2 separate regions of the Homo sapiens genome follow, and region 2 is linked to region 1. Evidence: chromatin loops called from intact Hi-C (ENCODE). Cell type or tissue: gastrocnemius medialis. All regions are shown on one strand. Links, peaks and the distances in the headings refer to the core of each region. The heading gives the core; the rest is flanking DNA. Region 1 overlaps SESTD1 (SEC14 and spectrin domain containing 1). Region 2 overlaps ZNF385B (zinc finger protein 385B).

The links. Hi-C counts contacts between places; a loop is a spot of excess contacts. Peaks named below come from ENCODE experiments on the same cell type or tissue, not always from the same donor. Only the 100,000 strongest peaks of a DNase experiment are listed, where the experiment ranks them.
Region 2: a loop joins it to region 1, with 2.7 times the contacts of the local background. A loop is called at or near these places in 29 of 110 quality-filtered maps.

What each region holds. Positions count from the first base shown.
Region 1 is chr2:179,214,570-179,222,911 of GRCh38, reverse strand. The region is part of intron 1 of SESTD1 (SEC14 and spectrin domain containing 1); the gene reads left to right. Among named protein-coding and RNA genes, the nearest start is that of SESTD1, 46 kb to the left of the region's middle. In gastrocnemius medialis, for the core only: a CTCF peak has its summit at 3,726 (motif pointing left); a DNase peak (open chromatin) is centred at 3,771; H3K27ac peaks cover 486 bases.
Region 2 is chr2:179,736,734-179,745,075 of GRCh38, reverse strand. The region is part of intron 3 of ZNF385B (zinc finger protein 385B); the gene reads left to right. Among named protein-coding and RNA genes, the nearest start is that of MIR1258, 120 kb to the left of the region's middle. In gastrocnemius medialis, for the core only: no CTCF peak of the experiment used is centred there; a DNase peak (open chromatin) is centred at 3,595; H3K27ac peaks cover 1,955 bases.

The sequences.
Region 1 (8,342 bases), core at 197-8,196:
AAGTGTTTTTAATTTTGATTTTATTATGTGACAATGTAATATAGTGGAGAGAAGCACTGGACAGAGTTGCAGGAGCCTAGGTTTCACAGGCTACTTTCTTGTTTTGTGGCCTTAGGATGGCAAATCTGTGTCTCCAGATTTTAGTTTCCTTATCTACAACATGGAAAGGTTAGACTAAATGATCTCTTATGATTTATAAATCTGTTAATTTCTATATTATTTTGAGCAGATTACTTCTCTGTGCCTCAGCTTTTTCATGTGAGAACATTGGGTTATTAATAGAATCATATATAAGTATTAATATGAGGATGAAAGAATATTCTTGGAATATAAAAAAGTATCAGGATAAGGCTGGGACTGTTATTTTTCTGGATCAAGAATGCCTTAGTGGGAATGCTTTCACGGTGGCCTCAGTGGAGTTACTGGTAGTAAACTGGTAAACCAGTAATTAGTGGAGGAAGGAAGATTTAGCTGCTAGTAATAAATGCCATTTATTGGGTGCTTATCCTGAGTATACTAAACTATATATACAAATTTGCTCACTTAAGTCCCAGTCCTGTGAGTTAGGTTCAGTGATTTGCTCATAAAAGAAATTAAAGGAATTGCCAAAACCACATAGCTAGTAAGTGGCTGGCCGGGAGTCACACCCTGGCTCCAAGGCCATGTTTTTTGCCACTGCACTAAACTTTATTTCAGGGAGAACAACTCTTTGGAACAGAATCCCATAGTAGAGAGATCTTTGGTGGGGGAAGTCTTTTTTTGGGATAGATAGCTAATATCGCTTACAGTCCTTATGAGAGAGAAAAGAGGTGGTCACTCTATAAATACTTGGTTTTCCATGTGTCCTATGTTTGTTCCAAAATGACATTTTAATAATTGAACAAGTTTAATAGTTGACCAGATTGAAAATTTGCAGAATGTTCTATTGTTTCAGTAGTTTTACTACAAAAAATACAATATATGTTGTTTTTTGTTTTTTAATTTTTTTTTTTGAGACAGGGTCTAACTCCGTCACCCAGGCTGGAGTACAGTAGCACAATCATGGCTCACTGCAGCCTTGACCTCCTGGGCTCAAGGGATCCTCTCACCTCAGACTCCTGAGTAGCTGGGACCACACAGGTGCATACCACCATGCCTGGCTAATTTTTTTATTTTTTGTGGAGATGGGGTCACACTGTGTTGCCCAGGCTGGTCTCAAACTCGTAGGCTCATACAGTCCTCTCACCTTGGTCTTCCGAAGTGCTGAGATTACAGGCATGAGCCACCATGCCTGGGGCATTTTTTTTTTTTTTTCCTTAACAGTCTCACTCTGTCACCCAGGCTGGAGTGCAGTGGCGCCATCTTGGCTCACTGCAACCTCTGCCTTTGCCTCCTGGCTTCAAGCGATTCTCCTGCCTCAGCCTCCCGAGTAGCTGGGGTTACAGGCATGCACCTCCACGCCTGGCTAATTTTTGTATTTTTAGTAGAGATGGGGTTTCACTATGTTGGCCAGGCTGGTCTTGAACGCCTGACCTCAGGTGATCCACCTGCCTCGGCCTCCCAAAGTGCTAGGATTACAGGTGTGAGCCACTGCACCCAGCCCCATTTTTTTTTTTTTAATGGGACTTTCACTCTGATGAAAGCAACTCATACATCTCACTGGCTTTTTTCTGCCTTGGTAACACTATTATAATTTCCATTTTAAAGCAATATTCCATTTTTTAAGTTAAAACTTTTTTAACCTTTTTTAAAAACTATTTTTACATTTCCTCCCCTCCCCAATGTAGTGTTTGGTACATACCAAATATTTACATTATACAGACAAAAAAATTTAGTGCCAAAATCTCAATTCATGATACAGGTATATTATTTCATTTGAACAAAAGTATTATTTTATGTATTTGTGGTAGTGAACATATAAACATTTGGGCACTAAAAATTAATTTGTTATGCCAATTATGTGGAATTAGGGGCCCTGAAATACATCTGAACCTCTGTTCCGAATGCATTTAAATCTTATATATCTGGAATATTACATTTAGTCTTAACTCAATGGAAGGCATGTGTGTTTTTAACCAAGGAGAGAGGAAGAACACTTCTTTCTAGGAGGAAGATTGGGAGAGAATGAGGTTTTGTAATGACCCAGAGAAATTCTGAGTTGAAGAAGAGGAGAGGAAACACCTACAGTAGGTGAAGAGGGGTTGGAATCTGGAAATTAGATGCTGGAATTTGTGAAGTTATTGTGGCTGTATCCATTTCCTCTTCTGGTGATGGAAGGAGACCTCACCCAGCTAGGTGAATTTAGTGGACACATGCATGCCTTGGAAAAGGAAAAGGAAATGGTTCAGGTTTCTAGAGCTCAACACAAGGCTTAGATGCAGAAAATGTACAGGTAGAGAGCTCATCTAAGGGAACTGTGGCAGTAGATAATGAGGTCCTAGCCATAGGGGATACTCTAAAGCTGGGGGTTCCAGGAATATCTTGACCCTCCTGGAATTCCACAAGTGTGATTTGCTCCTCTAGTGCAATGTTCCTTTTTCCTTTTGCTGCTCCTATTTTGGTGAAGAAGCAGTCAAACTAAGGATTTATCTGTAAATTAAGAAGAGCCAAAGATTTTTAAAATTTTTTCATATATTAATATGAAAGTTAAGGAACTTTAAATCTGGACCTTCAAAAATGGAGGTTTGCTGTTGATAAGGGTTTGGTAGAATGCCTAGAGGGGTGGAGAAGGGACAGAGTGAGGAGGATGGTCTAGGGGTAGTGGCTTATATTGTAGTTTTTGAAAAGGGTTTTTAAGTGGTGGGCTGTCATTACCATTTTCAGTAGACTTTTGAATTTTAAATATAGTATAGGACTTTTAATGTTCCACTAGACTTCTTAATGTAGATTTTTTTGTCTCTTAAGGTGGATTAGCAGTAGTTTTATAGAAAACTTGAAATCTCAGAGGCTTTCTTTTCCTTTTCTCCATTTCTTACTGAATAAACTAGTTCTTGATTCATATGGTAAAAATGATATTATTCGGTGAAACTTTAACTTTCAAATTAATTTAGAGGAGCTATACATTTGGATAAATCTGTATTTTGGTGAAAGCCCTTTTAAAAAATAACTTTCATTTTAGGTCTACTCAAAGGATTGTTGTTGTTTCCTCTACAACTGTCAATATTGTTGCAAAACCAGATTAGTAATCATGCACTGGCACCTGCAATAACACACAAATTACATAAAATTTCCATTGTTGACTTGCTTCACCAATTTATTATCCTAAAGTTGAATAATGTTTATTTCTGTATAATTTTATATATGAATATGTGGAGTGATAGAGCACTGAGTACTTGTATTTGTTAATTTCTAAAATTGCTCTTACTTTGTAACAACAGTTGAAAATATTTCTAATCTCAACTTAAGGATAGTTATAACTATAGTATTTCTTCTGGAAATGCAAGGCCAAAGGGCCTGCATTCTAATTTTGTTCATTGCCATTTTGTGTCTACGTGATGTAGACTTACTAGAGATGATTTAGTTACCCCTACGCTACCCTAATGGGTTTTCACTGGTTGTTAAGAAATGCTCCTTGAAGAATTTAACTAAATTTTCCAAATAAACTGGTTGATTTATATTTATTGAGAGGGGAGTTCTAGTGTACCCACTCACATCATCAATTACAGTCTCTCATAAAGTGCAGTTTTCCCAGTCTTGATTAAAAGGCCTGCAATTCTGTTTTCTGCTGCTGAATACATCCTCTGCTGCCCTCTAATGGCAGCTCATTGATGGCACCCACTGATGTCCATCTTAACCACCAAGAACTTGCTGTTCTTGGCATCCAGCAACTTATGTAGCTGCGGGATCTTGGGTGGCTCTCCCAGTAGATAGACAGCTGGAAGGAAAAGCATGCACATGTGAATCCTGTGATTTCCCGTCAAGGTGTTGGCATTCAGGTAGTTGTGACAATGTTAGGATTCTTAGAGTAAGTGTTTTGCTTTACCATTTGTTCATTTTATTGTTCATTTATCCATTAATTCATCAGATGTTTGGGAATGCCAGAAATGTCCACTGCCTGGACTTCTGTCAATCTGTTAGGTTCTAAGTATAGATTTGTTGAGTGAGCAAATAAATACAAAAATAAATGACGTGGTCTCTGCCCTTGGGGAGACAAAATACAAACTTAAATACACCTTGGTTGCCTTTATTTTCCTCTTTAAATCTCCACAATACTGGGAAAGATAGTTAAACTAGGAAATGGATACAAATATCCATGGAAACCTAGTCTCCCTGTATTTCTAGTTCTCAGAATTCATTGTCCCTAACTGTAGAAGGGCTTTGTTCTAAGAAGTACTTATTTTGCACCTAGAAATGATATTAGTTTTTTTTGGTGCTTCTTGCTTTTGGTTGAAGGTAACACAAAATCATGGTTGCATTTTCCTTTATATTTACCAGTCTCTAAGGCATTTAATTTGTCATGAAGTGTGGCTTTCCGCCTCTTTTCTATTTAATGAACTATGACTTAAAATAGGTGCTGCTTTAAATGACCATATAAATAGGATAAGTGAAGTGCTGTGTATTTTTTTTGTTACGAATGTTGTGAATTCCTTAATTCTTTCATTTCTTAGCCTGCTTTACAAGACAAGTTTTTTTTTTAAGGTATTTTTCTTTCTACTCTTTATTATTTCATATTAGGTGAATGTCTGTTATTGGCTTCATTCCTTGTTTGAGAGTATAATCCACTCAGATGTATTTAGGTCAGATATCCCATTGTAGAAGAATGTGGACTAGTATGTTTATGTTATTTTTTAAATTTATTTTTAAATTATACTTTAAGTTCTAGGGTACATGTGCACAACGTGCAGGTTTGTTACATAGGTATACATGTGCCATATTGGTTTGCTGCACCCATCAACTCGTCATTTACATTAGGTATTTCTCCTAATGCCATCCCTCCCCCAGCCCCGCAACCCCCAACAGGCCCCAGTGTGTGACGTTCCCCGCCCTGTGTCCAAGTGTTCTCGTTGTTCAGTTTCCACCTATGAGTGAGAACATGTGGTGTTTGGTTTTCTGTCCTTGTGGTAGTTTGCTGAGAATGATGGTTTCCAGCTTCATCCATGTTTCTGCAAAGGACATGAACTCATCCTTTTTTATGGCTGCATAGTATTCCATGGTGTATATGTGCCACATTTTCTTAATCCAGTCTATCATTGATGGACATTTGGGTTGGTTCCAAGTCTTTGCTATTGTGAATAGTGCCGCAGTAAACATACGTGTGCATGTGTCTTTATAGTACCATGATTTATAATCCTTTGGGTATATAACCAGGATATAATAGGATCACGGGTCAGATGGTATTTCTAGTTCTAGATCCTTGAGGAATCACCACACTGTCTTCCACAATAGTTAAACTAATTTACACTCCCACCAACAGTGTAAAACAGTTTTTATTTCTCCACATCCTCTCCAGCATGTTTTTTCCTGATTTTTAATAATCGCCATTCTAACTGGCGTGAGATGGTATCTCACTGTGGTTTTGATTTGCATTTCTCTGATGGCCAGTGATGATGAGCATATTTTCAGGTGTCTGTTGGCTGCATAAATGTCTTCTTTTGAGAAGTGTCTATTTATATCCTTTGCCCACTTTTTGATGGGGTTGTTTTTTTCTTGTAAATTTGTTTAAGTTCTTTGTAGATTCTGGATATTAGCCCTTTGTCAGATGGGTAGATTGCAGAAATTTTCTCCCATTCTGTAGTTTGCCTGTTCACTCTGATGGTAGTTTCTTTTGCCATGCAGAAGCTCTTTAGTTTAATTAGATCCCATTTGTCAATTTTGGCTTTTGTTGCCATTGCTTTTGGTGTTTTAGTCATGAAGTCCTTGCCCATGCCTATGTCCTGAATGGTATTGCCTAGGTTTTCTTCTAGGGTTTTTATGGTTTTAGATCTAACATTTAAGTCTTTAATCCATCTTGAATTAATTTTTATATAAGGTTTAAGGAAGGGATCCAGTTTCAGCTTTCAACATATGGCTAGTCAGTTTTCCCAGCACCATTTATTAAATAGGGAATCCTTTCCCCATTTCTTGTTTTTGTCAGGTTTGTCAAAGATCAGATGGTTGTAGATGTGTGGTGTTATTTCTGAGGCCTCTGTTCTGTTCCACTGGTCTGTATGTCTGTTTTGGTACCAGTACCATGCTGTTTTGGTTACTGTAGACTTGTAGTATAGTTTGAAGTCTGGTAACATGATGCCTACAGCCTTGTTCTTTTTGCGTAGGATTGTCTTGGCAATGTGGACTCCTTTTTTGGTTGCATATGAACTTTAAAGTAGTTTTTTCCAATTCTGTGAAGAAAGTCATTGGTAGCTTGATGGGGATGGCATTGAATCTATAAATTAACCTTGGGCAGTATGGCCATTTTCACAATATTGATTCTTCCTATCCATGAGCATGGAATATTCTTCCATTTGTTTGTGTCCTCTTTTATTTCATTGAGCAGTGGTTGGTAGTTCTCCTTGAAGAGGTCCTTCACATCCGTTGTAAGTTGGATTCCTAGGTATTTTATTCTCTGAAGCAATTGTGAATGGGAGTTCACTCACGATTTGGCTCTGTGTCTGTTATTGGTGTATAGAAGGGCTTGTGGTTTTGCACATTGATTTTGTATCCTGAGACTTTGCTGAAGTTGCTTATCAGCTTAAGGAGATTTTGGGCTGAGACAGTGGGGTTTTCTAAATACACAATCATGTCATCTGCAGACAGGGGCAATTTGACTTCCTCTTTTCCTAGTTGAATACCCTTTATTTCTTTCTCCTGCCTAATTGCCCTGGCCAGAACTTCCAACGCTGTGTTGAATAGGAGTGGTGAGAGAGGGCATCCTTGTCTTGTGCAGGTTTTCAAAGGGGATGCTTCCAGTTTTTGCCCATTCACTATGATATTGGCTGTGCATTTGTCATATAGTTCTTACTATTTTGAGTTATGTTTCATCAATACCTAGTATTGAGAGTTTTTAGCATAAAGGGCTACTGAATTTTATTGAAGGCCTTTTCTGCATCTGTTGATATAATCATGTGGTTTTTGTTGTTGGTACTGTTTATGTGATGGATTACGTTTATTGATTTGCATATGATGAACCAGACTTGCATCTCAGGGATGAAGCCAACTTGATAGTGGTGGATTAGCTATTGATGTGCTGCTGGATTTGGTTTGCCAGTATTTTATTGAGGATTTTCGCATCAGTGTTCATCGGGGATATTGGTCTAAAATTCTCTTTTTTTTATTGTGTCTCTGCCAGGCTTTGGAATCAGGATGATGCTGGCCTCATAAAATGAGTTAGGGAGGATTCCCTGTTTTTCTATTGATTGGACTGGTTTGAGAAGGAATGGTACCAGCTCCTCTTTGTACCCCTGTTAGAATTCGGCTGTGAATCGTCTGGTCCTGGACTTTTTTTTGGTTGGTAGGGTATTAATTATTGCCTCAATTTCAGAGCCTGTTATTGGTCTATTCAGAGATTCAACTTCTCCCTGGTTTAATCTTGGGAGGGTGTATGTGTCCCGGAATTTATTCATTTCTTCTAGATTTTCTAGTTTATTTGCATAGAGGTGTTTATAGTATTCTCTGATGGTGGTTTGTTTTTCTGTTAGATTAGTGGTGATATCCCGTTTATCATTTTTTATTGCATCTGTTTGATTCTTCTCTCTTTTCTTATTTATTAATCTTGCTAGTGGTCTATCAATTTTGTTGATCTTTTCAAAAAACCAGCTCCTGCATTCATTGATTTTTTTGAAGGTTTTTTTGTGTCTCTATCTCCTTCAGTTCTGCTCTGATCTTACTTATTTCTTGCCTTCTGCTAGCTTTTGAATGTGTTTGCTCTTGCATCTCTAGTTCTTTTAATTGTGATGTTAGGGTGTCGATTTTGGATCTTTCCTGCTTTCTCTTGTGGGCATTTAGTGCTATAAATTTCCATCTACATGCTGCTTTAAATGTGTCTCGGAGATTCTGGTACATTGTGTCTTTGTTCTCATTGGTTTCAAAGAACATCTTTATTTCTGCCTTCATTTCCTTATTTACCCAGTAGTCATTCAGGAGCAGGATGTTCAGTTTCCATGTAGTTGAGTGGTTTTGAGTGAGTTTCTTAATCCTGAATTCTAATTTGTTTGCACTGTGGTCTGAGAGACAGTTTGTTGTGATTTCTGTTCTTTTACATTTGCTCAGAAGTGCTTTACTTCCAATTACGTGGTCAATTTTAGAATAAGTGTGATGTGGTGCTGAGAAGAATGTGTGTTCTGTTGATTTGGGATGGAGAGTTCTGTAGACATCTATTAGGTCTGCTTGGTGCAGAGCTGAGTTCAAGTCCTGGATATCCTTGTTAACTTTCTGTCTCGTTGATCCGT
Region 2 (8,342 bases), core at 215-8,214, 520 kb before region 1:
GAGATGCTTTAAATGTAGCAGATTGTATCATTTAAATATAAATAAAATACCTGTGCTCACCTGGAGAGGTTAAATTACTAGATCATCATGCTTGGAAAGGTTTGATGTAGCCTTGTAAGTATATGGTATTTGAAAGCCAACTAGATAAGGGCAGACACAAAGTTAGCCTCCAAGTAGATGGAGTGCTATTGCTTAGGCTTGGCTAAACTCTAATTCTGGTGTTTCTAAGCATGAATGGAGTGTGAGGGTTATAATGTATTAAATAGCATTGTGCTTATTAAGTGTCTGTTTAGTATATTAGGTTGGCAGGGGAATCTATTTTTCTTTGATTGGAAGCAGCTAGCATGGCACATGGGGTGTGTATGTATATAAGTGTATGTGTTTTTCCTGCTATATTTATTTGAGGCAGCTGTTTTATAGCTTTCAGCTTTAAAGTTATAGCTAAGTGTGTATTTGTTTGATAGAAGGCTCGAGAACCTCTTTTACTGCCAGTACACGTAAAGCTTGGCTAAGCAGACGCATCAGGAGCAAACCATTTGTGTTCACCAATCTGTCTCGGCAAGTCCCAGGGCCACTATCTTGCTAGAAGCCACTGTGTGCTTTTGAAAGCATGAAATTAGTTTTATACTGAGCACATGGTTTCTCGTTTAGCAGCTCTTTTTATGGTAATGGTCAATTTATGGTTCACTGCCAGGATTTCGGTGTACTGTCAAAGCCGATAGCTTCTGCTAAGGCGTCTCTATGATTTAAAAAAAAAAAAAAATGGAGAGATGGGAAGAACCTAATTAGACCCTCAAGAATAGACTCTTACCTTCAACCTCATCTGTGCTCTAGATGCATTGTCATTTCTCTCAAGTTCCTTTATATTGTTTAATCCAGGACCTACAGATTTAAAGTTGCTAATATCTGCCACTTTGTCCTTTGCTAACATGTGACATCCAAATAGTTATGTTCTGAAATGTGAAGTATTTATTTTTTGCAATACATTTGTAGAAAACCACTCTATTAATGTTGGCCATATTATGCAATTCATCATTACACTTATCTGCTTGCCTGGTAATGCATCCTAGAGCACTGTTGGAGAGAGGGAAAGGCTTTAATACATCTTATATTTGATATAAGCGATTTGTACTTAGTTGTACGTGTATGTGCTATGAGTACGGCGAGTTAAATAATGAAATTAAAACAACCTGTAGATACATTGGAAATTTGACCCAAAAAATGCCTTCTTTCATGCAATCATCTCATTTAGAAAAGCAAAAGCTCTCAAATGCTAAAATGATATTAATATTAAATACAGTTTTTGTTTGTTTCCACATAATAAAAATGAAATGCATTTGTCAATGTGCTAAGAATGCTTTCCTTAACCTTCTCTTTCTATCAGAAGATAACCCTGGTTGAATAATGCATTTTGAAATAGAGGTGATCAAAATTACCAGGACATTTAGTGGAGTATTTATTTTTGTGCTGATTCTTTGCATTGTGGTAATGGATATGCAGGTGGAATAGAGTACATATTTGGATGTTGCTATTATACTTTTTCCCTCATGTGGTCTTGACAAGGGAACTGAAAACACTTCATAAATCCTGAATTTCATGATTTTTTTCTTGTTAATTATTAGATCTTTGCCTGGGTTAAGTGATTACACATGTAAAGAGTCAAGATAAAATATTATTGAAATACAGAGTGTAATATGTGCCATTATAATTAGAAAACAATTTTGTGTTTTTAGATGAAGCAAAATGTGAAACTTTTTTTTCTTCTTTTGGGAATGTTATGTCACAAATCATCATCAGATTGTCAGGGGGACTCAGTTTTAGATTTTGACTTACAAATAAATATCTCATATTTATTAATTCCCCAAAGCCCATGAAACAAATTGAATTTGTGGGTTGAGAATTAGAAACTTAGAGGGCATTGACATTTTCTCTTTGAAATTCCTGATGATATAACATGTTTAATAAATGAAAATCTTTTTAAAAAAGTTTTAGAATGTTAGAATTCTCTTAGAATAGTGACATTTGTCGTATTACATAGAACATAGGACATTCACTCAGAAGAAAGAAGGGATTAATTTGGCATATCTGCCTGAAGTCTTAGTAGCAATTTCTCCTTCAGAAGTAGTAGGATTTATGAAATCATGAGGATATAAATCTCAGTGATTTGCCTGCATCTTTTCACTTTTGTATTAAGGTATAGCATCTTGAATTATTCTTCAGCAGTTCTTAAAAATGACTAGTTACAAAAAATAGCAGATACAAACCTGTTTTAGTTGAGAAACATGATTGCAAAATGAAAGTACTATCCAAATTTGGCTTTCCTGATTGTATAAATCCAACAATAATTTGGGCAATTTATAGAGTTTGTACTTTCTTTTGAGGTATGTTGCTAAGATGAGTATACTTTAGTGAGAAAGTTGCTTCTTACCTTAAAGCTTTATTTACTTTCAGTCTTTTCACTTACTTTTTTTCCTACTTCCTATTAATGAACTAGGAACTTCAAGTTTTAGGGTTTCCAGATTTAGTATATAAAAATATCGAACTCTGAGTTAAATTTGAATTTTAGCTAAAACAATAAATAATATTTTAGTATATATCCAATGCAATATTTGGGACATACTTAATATTGAAAATTGTTAGTTGTTTAGCTGAAATTCAACTTGGACTAAGTGTCTTGTATTGCATCTGGAAACTCTACCTACTTTCTAAATAAAAAAGTGAGTCTCCAGTAATGGCCTAGAAAATTGGTTTTACCAGTGCCAAAATGGAGGCTGCACATTCCTGTAAAAGTGATCAGTTTTAACTGTTAGGGTTTATGCCTGAAAACTCCTAGGGAAAGAAAGTTACTATCTGAGAAACTTAAAATGGTGTCAAGAAATAAAGGACTGATGGAATCTAAATTACAAATAATAAATGAAAGCCTTCTATAATTACTAGTATAATAAAGGCAGCACATTAAATAAGTATCAGTAACATTTTGAATAATTAATGAGTATTATACAATTAATTTCTAATTGTCATCCCTTGTCAACTAGAATATTTTCGGGATTTTCCTTCTTTAGCAGGTTTGAGATACTTATTAATTCATTTTGTTTTGTTGTAGTTAAGATGCGTAATGTCAGGTGCCTCTTTCAATGCCTTCTCCCCTACCCGTTCATCTGGCCTTTATTTAAATATTTGTTACCCTTTTGATTTTAGGACTTAGTTCTGACTGCCACCCACTAGATTTCTCCGAGAGGCAGAGTAACTTGCAAACTTGACCTAGAAGAAAATCTTTGGAATCCTTTAATTATTCCATTTACCATAGCTGAATAAAATAGAATAGATACAATATTTATTATATACCTACTGTGTGCCTCATATGATGTCAAAATATTTATAGGTAGATTTTTATTGAATTCTTTTAACAACTTTATAACATATTAATATAATATTAATTGTGCACATGCTCAGCTGTTTACCAAAACTCCATTCCCACACCCAAGCTATCCCAATTTTAACCACACTGGAACAGAACAGAATGTTCTATCCTGGATCTGAATGTTACTCTTAGATATTGGGCAACCTCCCTGTGGAATAAAGGGTCCTTTGCTGAGAGTGTTCATGTCACTTCAGGCCATATTGCAAAATCCCCTTTGCCCACTCAGCTTCTGTATTACCTTTCTTCTCTTTTCTCACTTACTAATATTCCCCTCCTCCTTTTTGTTAATATCCTTAACAGTCAAAACTAGACATCAGTGTATAATTTGATTCTCAAAATGAGAAAAAAAATCACAGAAGTGAACCACATGTACTATAACAGAATGTGGTGTTAGGAGAACCTGCAGTTGATTAACAAATAATATGGACAACATATTTGGAGTAATTTCTTAAACCTAACCTTTCTGTTTCCAGTCTAAAATGCCACCTCAGTTCTCTGTCAGTTATGCAACATTCAAACCAGGAACCTGTTTTGAGCCTGAATTGATCAGTTGAATGTGAGTGCCATTAACCCAAGTTTTGGAAATGGATTAAGTCTACCATCCCAAGAAAGTACTTCTTACAAAACCATATCTTCTTTGAATTAAATGTTACTCCCACCAAATAATCTAGTTCATTTTTCAGTGTCTATTGCCCTAGTGGACAAATTCCTGTTTTCTTCCCTTTTTTTCTTGTCTGTTAACACTATACCCTTATTTCAATCTGATCATTTTAAATCTCTCAAGATATTTTTTGCCTCCACTCATCAATCTGTTTCCCACTTTTGACTAGTCATAAACGTTATTGTGTTATGCGTTACTTCTTCTACTAGTTTAAACTGATGTTGGTGGCCTTTTCTTGTATTTAAACTATGCTCTTTAGGAAAAGATTCTGATCCCTTTTTACCTTAAATAGTCTACTCCCGTCCCCATGTTGGCATCAATGTCCTCCTACTTACTTCAGTCCTATTTGGTTGTGTGACGTGTTTGTTATCGCAAAATACCAATGTGAATCCATAATCTAAATTTCAATCCCTAAAGATCTTCCAACAACGTTTGTCCTCAAATTTTTGGAAAAGGTGCTGAAAGGTAAGTTAAAGTTCCTAATTTGAAGAATTCTATTTCTTTTAATTTCTTAAAAGGTGATGCTGGTCAATAGCTATCTTTTCTTGGCAAATGGCAATTGAATGACAAAAAGATGCCTCCCCCAGGGAACACCTAGACTGTCAGAGATGAGGAGCCCTCTGTCCCTGACTTCTTCCAGGGACTCTGAAATGCCACTGGGACATTTAGCAAATCATCTTTTTGCTCACATTTCAAATTTGATGTGTGAATTTCACTTGGAGATCTATAGTACTGCCAGTTTTCTGTTTCTCTGATTCATTTTCCATTAGTGGTGGTTTTTAAGCAGACAATGGAAGAAATGACTTTACATCTAGAACTCTCCCTTCCTTCCAGCAAGTTAAAGGGGAATTTCTTTACTCAGGATTCTTGGGTGCTGGGAGAGGGCAGGCTACATTTTGAAGAAATTTCAAAATATCCAGGAGTAAGCAGATTCAGAAATGAATCTGTAAGGGCTTCTTTTTCTGTCATTTTTCCATACTTTCTGTATTTTTTATTATTGCACAATGGGTAATAGTATAGTTATAATAAATTAGTTAACTCTTAATCTAGGAGCTTTTGGATTTTGTGTAATTTAAGTACGTAGCTACTTTTGTGTGATTTAGTAAGGTAAGCAATGAATACCACTCTTGCAGTAGTTAGAAATCCTGTAATGGGCTCTGAATCATGCTTTAATGGGGGTAAGGAGAAAATGGGTATGGCTTGGAAATGATCTCTGATGCTTATCACTTGCTTCAGCTACAACTGATTTAACCAGCAATAACCAAAAGTTTGATTAAGCTATACTAATACTCCAGGGTTGGTAAATTTTGTGCCAGCCACCATGATCATACGATTAACCCAAACTAATAAAATCTGGTGAAAAGCGTGTTTAAGGTAAACCTACAGTAAAGCTAAACTCCGTCTAAGCTGTAAAAAGCTTCAACTGAAGTAAAAATAAACTACAAAAGTGACTTTAACACCCTGAAAACACGATAGCTAAGACTCAAACTGGGATTAGATACCCCACTATGCTTAGTTCTAAACCCAAATAGTTCAACCAACAAAACTATTCACCAGAGTACTACAAGCAACAGCTTAAGACTCAAAAGACTTGGCAGTGCTTTATATCCCTCTAGAGGAGCCTGTTCTATAATCGATAAACCCCGAGGTACCTCATCATCTCTCACCACTCAGCCTATATACCGCATCAGATCAGCTCTCCAGCAGCAAATATTATCATTGTCCTTTTAAAATGGAGTGGATGCAATAAATGGTGTATAATGAGACTTAATAATAACAGGAATGATAGTTGACTTTCAAGCTAACCATATGCAAGACGTTTTATATGTATAAACTCATTTAATCTTTACAACAATCCTATAGGTAAGCATTAGGGAAACTGAAGTACAGAGAGATTAAGGTACCTTCCCAAAGTAATCTAGCTAGCTCAGCTGAGATTTGAATTTGCAGTGGTGGTGGAATCCATGCTTTTAACCAGTGCCCTAGACTAGTTCTCTGTGAGATATTTAACAAAGTCTTTGTTGATATTATTTTGTGAACAAAGTAGAAAACTCTGGACTGAATGACAGTGTAATTTCGTGGATTTGTAACTGGTTGAATATCTATACCTAAAATCTACCTGGCCAATATTAACTTAAGGGAAGGCTCCAGGACTCTGCAATGACTTGGTGAGAACATTGATGACTTAGCCATTAAATCTGTAGATGTTATCAAACTGGGATAATACATATATAGGAAGACACAATTGATGTAAATCCTGAGCCACCTCCCACACTAAATAAATTAGAATTTCTGCAGCTGCTATCTAGGAATCAGTATTTTTAAAGCTCCCAACGTGATTCTAATGTGCAGCCTCAGTTAAAACCACTATTCTAGAAAAGTGGCCCAACTCCAACATGATCAGTTTCAACTAACAGTAAGTGGAGGAAGTAGTGAAAAACGATGTAGGAATATTGATAAAATGTAAACTCATCATATGAGTCAAAAGCGTGATATGATTGTTTCACACAATCTTAGTGGTCTCTTAGATGGGAATTGTAGAAATAGAGTATCTATAACAATGAAGGTTGGAGTCCTGCTCTTTGCTCAGCTGGGCAGGAGCGTGCCTGGAGTTTGGGTGAAATGCAGAGGAGGGCCTTAGGTGTTTTCATTTGAAGGTGACCAGCCTGGTCAAGGTGCACTGAGTACCTTATCAAGGGGAAGAGATTATCAGGGGACTTATTTTATGTAACATTCGAATTATATTTTTTCAATAAAGCTCTTGGGTAAAATTAATGTCAGTAGACAGAGTTTTCAAGAAGAAAGATTTTTGCTTGATATAAAGAACTTCCCAATAGAGCAGTCTGAAGATGAAGGCGTTCCTTTTTTCTTTGGACATGGTACAGATACCTCATGGGTGTTACTGAAGCAAAAGGCAGATTGTGACTTAGGCATATGATAAAGGAGGTTTAAGGGTTGGATAGATCATTAAAGTAGATGATCTTCTAACTTCAGACTCTATGATTATATGAGCATGTTAAATTTCAAAGGTAATGCATGAGTGACCATTTGTTCATTACATTAGTTCTGCATTCAGGAGAAGCAGTGGAGTAGTGGAGTTATGGAACAGTTTCTGAGGCATTCAAAGCGCAGCTCCACCACAATTTAGCTGTGTGATCATGGACAAATTACTTCACTTTCCAAGTCTCGGTTTCCTTATCTGTAAAACAAGAATAATAATAGACTCAATTTTATTTGTTGCAAAGATTAAGTGAGAATAATATATATAAAGGTTTTTGCATAGCAAGTGGAGAGAACATGCGGGGAATATGATGTAATCAGAAATTATCCTAGTAAAAGCTGTGGGGTTGCAATTGAATTTATGATTTGGCATGTGGTAAAGTACTCAATAAATTCAGCTGTTGTTATTTTTAGATTCTTTTTTCAATCATAGATGTCTTAATAAAAGTTAGGGTCTGAAAGTTAAAACCTAAAACAGGTAGATATTGATGGGCGATATGGAGCCGGATTACAGGAGACACAAGTTAGATGGCACAACATGTGAGGTTTTGAGTAGGTGGGGGCCACATAAAGAATGGGCCTGGGCAGGAAAAAAAAAGGGAGTTTCTGAAAGGGAATTGAGGAACTTTATTGCTTTTAACTCTTTACCCATTTCCAACTATTATTTCATTTGATCCTTACTATAACCCTGAGAAGTAGAGAAAAGTAACATTTTCTCGTTATACTTGATAATAAATAAGCATCATCAAAAAGGTAAGTGACTCGCTGAAGACAGGATAACTGGAAGTTAAACCTAGACCTCTCAAGCCCCACACCGCCACTCAACAGCTTTCATATGTCACACCAAATTCTGCCCAGTTCCATGTGCAACCCAGCTTGAATGTTTGCATTTGAATGACAACTTAACAGTAAAGACTATAAATAAACAATGTGATGAGGTTTGGAAATGAAGGCAAGACGTGAAAAGAGAACAGCATTAGTGAGTTGCATTTACTCCAGTATAAAGTTTTGTTTTGTTTTGTTTGGAGACGGAGCCTCGCTCTGTCGCCAGGCTGGAGTGCAGTGGCATGATCTCTGCTCACTCCAAGTTCCGCCTCTCGAGTTCAAGTGATTCTCCTGCCTCAGCCTCCTGAGTAGCTGGGACTACAGGTGCTCACCACCATGCCTGGCTAATTTTTTGTATTTTAGTAGAGATGGGGTTTCACCATGTTGCCCAGGCTGGTCTCGAACTCCTGAGCTCAGGCAATCCACCCACCTGGG